Regions from separate parts of the Mus musculus genome. Here region 2 is linked to region 1. A link is a loop called in an ENCODE intact Hi-C map of the cell type or tissue named here. Cell type or tissue: left cerebral cortex. All regions are shown on one strand.

The links. Hi-C counts contacts between places; a loop is a spot of excess contacts. Peaks named below come from ENCODE experiments on the same cell type or tissue, not always from the same donor. Only the 100,000 strongest peaks of a DNase experiment are listed, where the experiment ranks them.
Region 2: a loop joins it to region 1, with 9 times the contacts of the local background. A loop is called at or near these places in 1 of 42 quality-filtered maps.

What each region holds. Positions count from the first base shown.
Region 1 is chr8:46,548,853-46,552,852 of GRCm38, forward strand. It overlaps Cenpu (centromere protein U), which reads left to right and starts at 3,217. Exons shown (of 13, transcript NM_027973.4): 1 at 3,217-3,275. The coding sequence starts at 3,235. In left cerebral cortex, no CTCF peak of the experiment used is centred here; DNase peaks (open chromatin) are centred at 2,440, 3,054 and 3,681; H3K4me3 peaks cover 1,270 bases; H3K27ac peaks cover 412 bases.
Region 2 is chr8:46,208,610-46,212,609 of GRCm38, forward strand. Slc25a4 (solute carrier family 25 (mitochondrial carrier, adenine nucleotide translocator), member 4) reads right to left here and starts at 2,453. Exons shown (of 4, transcript NM_007450.5): 1 at 2,203-2,453; 2 at 413-899. The coding sequence starts at 2,313. In left cerebral cortex, no CTCF peak of the experiment used is centred here; DNase peaks (open chromatin) are centred at 699, 1,367, 2,067, 2,475 and 3 more places; H3K4me3 peaks cover 3,326 bases; H3K27ac peaks cover 3,508 bases.

The DNA.
Region 1 (4,000 bases):
ACATCACCTAAGAGCTCCTGCCCTCTGTTCTTCTCTCCCTCAACCAGAGATGCACTGCACTTTGTGGGTGTTGAAGAAAAATAGCCTCATAGAGTGGAGCAAAGCTGAGGCCAGGTGTTTAAATATGGAGATGAGGATTTTAGTTTTCCTGTGACCAGCTTGAATTGTCTGTCTCAGCTTTGGAAGCAGTGGGCTTGAATTGTCTGTCTCACCCAGTTCCTGGGGGAACCTATGCGATTCCAGGAGGTTAGGGAGTAGACTGTCTATCTCCAGCCACAAGAATTGGCTTTGAGTAGCATGATTGTTAATGCTGACATGTCTATGTGCCCACAAAAGCTGTTTGTTTATAAATAGCATTTCAATTAGTACTCTGACTGGGTCTGGTGGTCCAAGCCTGTAAACCCAGCTAGTCAGGAGGCAGAGGCAGGAGGATCACAAGTTCAAAGGCAGCCTGAGCAACTTAAGTGGGAATACCTTTCAAATTAAAAGCAAAAAGGGGGCCTGGGAGGTAACACCATTGTAGAGTGCTTACCTAGCATGCATAGGGCCTATGAAAAAGCTTGAGCAACATAGACAGGCACATGTATGCTGGGCCTCTTCCTGAGGATTCTGGGCTTTCACACTGAATGAATGAATGAATGGATGGATGGATGGATGGATGGATGAATGAATGAATGGTGGAATTCAAACCTGAAACACAGCATAGCTGCCAGGTACAGACCTGATCCAGAGCCTTGGCTCAAGAAAAGGCAGGCAGATCTGTTAGCTACTGATGGGGCTGTTCCTTAGTGTTGATAGACATAAAATGGGGTTATGGTACCCACCACAGAGGGCTACTTAGAGCATTCAATGAGCTGATAGAAATTAAACACTTAGAACAGTGCCCGGGTCAGAGCAAATCCAGGTGCTGGTTCTGGTGGAGGTGGTGGAAGTGGTGGTGGTATAGAACCCAGCCTGAGGTTAAGGTTGATGAAAGGTCAAGACAATGTCCTCAGAGCTCCAGTGACCTCTAGAAACTTGGGATCAAACAGAGAAAGCAGCGTGACAGGCATCCTATCCTTGGACGTCTCCGTGACACAAACTCAGAACTTTAATGATTTAAACCTATCTGGATGAGTTTTGCTCGTTTCCACTGAGGGAGGAGTCCCCTTCCTGTTTGAGCACCCGAGTGGTTTCTTTTTTCCCCAACTCCAAAGCATAAAAGGTTTATCCACATCTCCCTTCCCAGAAAATGGAGTTACCTCTGCTCTCTATAGTATGCCAGTTTTCCATGCTTCCAGGAAGCCCGTTTCTACCCATCCATGAGGAACTTCCTGCAATACCCACAAGGTGATCTGCCCTCCTCTGGCAGTCATCCAGATGGTTTCTGGGTAATTGAGGACGCACACCTTTCGATGACGAGGAAACAGAAATAACCTTGAGGGAAACGCACGTCATAAACACAAGCGTTTCATCTCAGTAGACAGGAGATGTGAAACTCTTTAGAACTTACTGAGTAGGCAGAGTGGAGGGAGGGGTAAAGAAAACAGTCTACAGTTCACAAAACAATGTACAAAACCTGGTGTCATGCAAAGCTGACCACGACTACATCTTACATGGTATCTCTACTGACCCTAGATACTCACAGACAAGTGCCCTGGAAGATGTGCGTAAGAATTCCTGGTGATGTGCTGTCGGGAATAGTAAATAGAAAACATTGATGTACCCATAGCACAGAGGAATAAAAGCGATGCAAATAGTTACTTAATGAATTCCAAAGGCAGCATGAATGAACTACAGCTGCATGCAGATGTGGACACTTTAAAAATTATGGCTTTGGTTAGGATACTTGCAGAAAACCTACCAAACGTTATTTATAGAGATAGAAATATACAATGATTATACACAGAGGCATATCGAGGCTGAAAAGCATAAAAATGCTAAAGACAAATAAAAAAAACCGTATGGTTTGTGAAAAGGGCCATTCATGGAAGAGTCTGAGAGAACTGTTACATTTTATGTTCTGATTCAGTAATATAGGTGTCTATGTTTTATTTTTACAGTGTTAAATACCCTTTGTTGGAGACAGGGTTTCTTTGTGTAGGCCTGGCTGTCCTGGAACTCACTCTGTAGGCCATGCTACCTGCTTCTGCCTCTAGGACTAAAGGCAAGCACCACCACTGCCTAGCTTGTATTCATATTTTTATTGTGATAAAATTTATAACATAAAATTGGACATTTCAGCTTTTTATTCCAGTCATTTTAAGTGTTTAAATACATCCACCTTTTTTACACAACCATCTATCTCTCCCATCACCCCCATTTCTGGCCTTTCTCATTACCACTGTGTTTTAGGTTAATCAAGAAATCATTGTTGGAGCTGGAGAGATGACTCAGCCATTTGGAGCCTCTTGCCAAAGACCTCAGAGTTTCCCAGCCTCATAACTATCTGTAACTCCAGTTTCAGGGTATCTGATGCCCTCCTCTGACCTCCACTGGGACCACGGATGTGTATATATATATGCGTGTGTGTGTGTGTATATATACATACATATGCGTATATATAATAAATATATAACATTTTGCATCGATACACATAAATCTTAAAAAAAAATTCATTGCCAAGTCCAACGTCTTGATTCAGTTTTCTTCTGAGTTTGGCCGTTTTTTTTACTTCTTATATCTTTGATCCCTTTAAATCAATTTTTCATTCTTTTGTACCACAAGAAAAATGTAAAAACAAAAGAATCGTGAGTATGGATCCAGAAGGGACCTTCCCGCTTTACGAAGGACCTGGAAGGGAGGACAAATAACGTGTCGCGTTCAACAGTGAGCTGCTACAGGGAGCTAAAAGCGGCATCTGCATTTAGCAATGCGAAGGATTTGACAGTAGTCCATCAACTAACAGCCCGCCCGGAAGCACTGGAGTTTTGGATCCGCTGGCGGCTGGCTCGGGTCCACCCACACCCACACCAGCTCCGGGTCATTTACCCGCCCACGAGGCCGGGGAGTTCTAAATTTACGGAACGGAGCGAGAGCGGGAGAGACAGCCTGCAGCAGCTAAGCCGGTTGCTTTGGACTCCGCTCCGCTGTTGGGTGTTTTCCAGGCCTGGATTTCATCGTGCTCTCGCCCAGGACGCTCTCTGGCCCCGCCCCGGAAAAGGCGGAGCATAGCGAGGACTAGGCTCTGATTGGCTGTTCAGAGCAAGACCGGCTAGGCGCGAGTTTGGAGTCCCTGCCTTTGGGAACGGTAGGATGGCTGCAAGGAGAAGTTTGAGATACTCGGGGAACCCGGGGTAAGTGCTGCCGCCCCGAAATCCGCCCAGGATGGGCTCAACCCGTCCCAGAGACTCGCTGACCCGGCCTCAATTCCCACAGCCCCGAATCCTAGAGCCAGGAGTCAAGCTGTGTGGTAGGGGAACTCAGACACCAGCGTCGCTTTCATGTGACAAGCAAATATTTAACAGTAATCATTTCTGGTCTGTCGACATTGCTTTTTATTTCTAAGACGCAGCTGTTTTCGTAATAGAAAACACGGAAGCCAAACGAAATCTCTAGCGAGGGACCAGGCAGCTGCTTGTTTAGAGCTTGGGCTGGCCTTGCCTAAATACCTAAAGGACATTCAGAGTGCTTCATGGATCTTTTCATTATATAAGAGGTGTGCATCTGAAAAGAAGTTAGTAAGCGGCCCGAAAGGTTAGCGCCACCAACTCCTGGCGAAGGATATTCTGGGCGTGTCTGGCGCGCATCCAAAGCCTGGTAGAGATTTGGATAGAAAGGTCTCCTCTGCGTAGGAAGTCTTCCGTGGGAGGATTACCTATGGAAGATGATGCTTGTAGCTACCACAGGACACAGATGGTGGGGGAATCCACATTCGGTGAGCAGTGGGAAGGAAGATTTAAAAAGGGCAAAGGAGCTTATCAGGGCATGCTGGTTTGTGCTTTTACCTTTTTTGGTTTTTCGAGACAGAATTTTTCTGTGTGGCCCTGGCTGTCCTGGAACTCAACTCTTGTAGACCAGG
Region 2 (4,000 bases), 340 kb before region 1:
GACCCAACGCCATACCCTGCCCTTCCACAAGAACCAGCTCCTCCCCCGAGGCCCCCTTACATGCAACCAGGCAAAGTTGGCTGCCGCTTTCCCTTAATCCAAAGAAGCTACAGCTCTATTGACACAGAGCTTGCTTCTAGTTCAGCTGAGAGACTAGCAGCTGTGTTGGGTTAGAGGGAGGCTTTGCCTCCTGAGTAGCTCAAAGCCACAGTATTTACCAGTACGGGAGACAGAGGCTCCTTTACCTACTAACTTATCCAAACCACATCACATTACCTCCTCAGAACTCAGGTTAGCTCAGAGGTAGGAAAGGCAACTAACACACAAAGGTCATCATGGAAGGGTAGATCACACAGAATCCTCTCTCCATAACCCCCTCCCCACACCTTCCACCCCAAAGCCCCCCTCTCACCCTTGGCAGTGTCATAGACTCCGAAGTAGGCAGCTCTGTAGATGATGATGCCCTGGACAGAGACACTGAAACCCTGGTAGAGACCCTTCAGGCCGTCCGACTTGAAGATCTTGGTGAGACAGTCGCCCAGCCCATTGAATTCTCGCTGGGAAGATCCCTTGCCCACGTCGGCAGCCAGCCTGGTCCTAGCAAAGTCCAGCGGGTAGACGAAGCAGAGGGAGGTGGCCCCAGCTGCCCCACCAGAGGCCAGGTTACCAGCAAAGTAGCGCCAGAACTGCTTATGGCGATCCACGCCTCCCAGGAAGATCTGCTTGTACTTGTCTTTGAAGGCGAAGTTCAGGGCTTGAGTGGGGAAGTACCGGATCACGTTGGCCAGGTTACCCCTCCAGAAAGAGAGAAAGCCCTGCTCCTTGGGGATTCTCACGACACAATCAATGATGCCTTTGTACTGCTTCTCTGCACTGATCTGTTTGCTGGCATGCTGGACCTAGTTTGGGGTGGGAGGGAGGAAGGGGTGGCAGAGGACAGGCAGAGAGAAGGGAAGACAGAGGGGGAAAAAGGATTTGTATTTCCTCAGTTTTTCTTATTTTTGTTTTGAAAGGATAGGGTCATCCTATATAGCCCAGGCTAGCCTGGAACTAAAAAATCATCCTGTGTTGCCTCCCAAATGCTGGGATTATAAATGTGCACTGCTATGCCCAGGGTTCCTCGCCCATCTTTCACTTTCAAGTGACAAGGGAGAATTCCAATTGTTTTTTAATGTATCAGGAAATCAGTTACCAAGAACATACCAATAAATGTTAGTTACTTGACTAAGCTAAAAAGCAGTCCAATTTCTCGACATTATAAGGACATTTGAGCGAAATTCCCTGCAGGCTTATGGGGAATGGCAATAAAGATCCCTCCCTCAAGGGCTCTTAACATGGTGAGCAGATGACAATGTCCCTGCTTTACTCGAATGTCCCCCGAGACAAGGTTGTCTTAACAGTAGGTGTCTGAAAATTTTCAAGCAGATAATTCAAGTGATTAGTGAGTTACTACTGCCGTGGCCAATCTGTTGGAGCATTTTGTGTTATGTTTAAATGCCCAAACGGCTCTTCCCCATTGAACAGCGTTTGCCTTTGAGATGGATCAGATGATGATGGCAGGCCCCTTCAATGACCGGGGAGAAAATTATATGGGGACAAGATGGCCAAGGCGGTCTGAATTTATCCTGAATATTACTTCTGGATTTCTGCCTCAGTGTCTCCATCTGTGAATACGGGCCAAGGACGATTCCTATCTTGCAGAGGTTATAGGAAAGATGAATGAAATCAATGTCAAGTTATAGCGCAGCGCACGCGACATAGAGCGAACCCCAGTCAATGATTAATCTGATGCTTCAATTGTCAAGGGTGGATGCAGATAAGAAGGTGCAGAGGATGTGGCCAAAGGGTGAGGCCCGCCTAAGAGGCCTTAGATGGAATGTCGCTTGCTGTACCGGGCACAGGATCTGGCTCGAGGTAGACCAGCTTCGGGGTGGGTTTCCATATATAGACACCCCAACGCGGGCGCCACCCGACACCAGGAATCTGCCACTGACGCTGGACCTGTATCTGCGTAGAGGGCACCTTCCCCTTCGCCTAGGCCCCGGGCTTGCGGCCTAGCACAGATTTTTCCGCAGCGTCGCGCGCGCCCGCGCCGCAGCATCCCCGCGCCCCGCCCGCATCCCTGCGCCCTGACGCGCGCGCCCCGCCCCGCATCCCCCCAGCGCCCTGCCGCGCCCCGCTCGCGCCCCCAGCCGTCCTGACCTGCAGCAGCAGTTTGACCCTCTCGATCGGGGCGACCGCCGTCTTGGAGACGGCGGCGGCGATGCCACCTGCCAGGAAGTCCTTAAGAAAGCTCAAAGCCTGATCCCCCATGCTGAAAGCCGGGCGCACACAGCCTGCAAGGAGCCGCTCGTTTGCTCTTGCCTACGCCCGGCCAGGCACCGCCACCCCGAATCCGTCCCTGCACGACGCGAAGGGACCGCCCGCCTGACCGCAGCCCTCCTTATATCCCCGGCTCGGCGTCTCGCGAGAGGAGGAGGGACCCCGGCGAGCGCGCAGCGCGCATTGGCTGGGCTGGTCCCTGGACAGCCCCTCTCCATCCCCCTCCTTTGCAGAGGGCATTGGGGGCGAAGACGCTTCCGGGAGCTAGGGGTGGGTTGGGGGCTGTGCCTGCAGCTTGGGACGTTTAAAGGGCAAATTCATGCTATCTGTCCCAGCGAGCCGAGGGAACACCGTGTCTCTGCTGCATGTGGACCGTTGTATTTATAGCTCACGAGGGTTTAGCCTGGGGACGACCTGGGGACAGAGAGGGGGCCCCTTGATGCTTCAAGGGAAGCTCTTTTTGACCTCGATCTTGCACCACGGTGCTTTTGGCCAAGAAGGTTTCAGGCTTCCACCCCTTCCCGTTGTCAGGGCGTTTCCAACTAGAGCTCCCTGCCTGGATTCGGGCCTCTGCAGAACTCTGCGTTTCTGCAAATAAATCATACTCCTCCCAAATACATACTAACATCTTTTTAATGCCATTATTGCCTCATAGTAGAGGGCAAGCTCCTGTCTCCGACTTCTCTCCATTCAATCCTTGAACCATTCAGTCAATAGAAAATATGTATGCACCGGGCACTCTGCGCCATCAGGGAAAAAGAAAAAAAGCAGAATGCAGCGGCGCTAGGTGGATTCTCAGTTTGGCAGTGAATGTGGATGTGTGGCTTTTCTGTTAACTCGGCCTGTCACACTGACACACAGGCCGAGGACTCCTAAGGAAAAGACTCTCCTTTATTAGCTCCTAGTCTCTCTCAGCTCTTGGGATTCTCTCGTGGACAGACCTCTAAAGGGCTTGAATGCGTGCTCAGCTCTTAATGGAATCTCAACCGTATTTCGTGCAGGATGGTTCCAGTTGGCTGGCGGCTTCTTAAGGATCAGAGTCCTCAGACTTTTGGGAAGGTCGACTCCTTGGCTGTGTCTGACTCTATAACAGACAGCTTGAGGTTGGGGGAGGGGGGCCGAGGCACTGTCTAATCCCAGGAAAGTGATTGCAGTTTTTTTTTGTTGTTGTTGTTGTTGTTTTTTGTTTTTAATACATGGATGTGAGATTTCGTTACCCTCACCTCATTTAAGGCAGTTCAAATATAACTGTGCATATTTTCCATACTGCTGCCCCTTCCACAAGAATGAGTGCTATTAGGGTTTTTTTGTTGTTCTTTTCTTTTCTTCGTTTAACTTCAAGCCCCTTACTCTGTTCTTTTCCCACATTTGCTAACCTTCGTTTGGACATCGGTCAAGGCAGTTCATCTTTTTAAAAGTTTGCTGATCTATGCATATTTCATGTTAGGTGCTGACTGAGCTGCACCTGTGTGTCGCTCAGAGCCTAAAGACTTACTAGAGCAGAGGTCACTGGCGGGATGCCAGGAGCACATAGGTGATGTATTTATTTGCAGTTGGGAGAAACAAGGCTGGGACCCGTTACCATGTTGCTGGAGGTCAAAGAAGACACACGCATAGACAAACATAAAAGGCATCTCTGTGTTCCTTCACCAGATACCAACTGAGCAATCACTGTGTA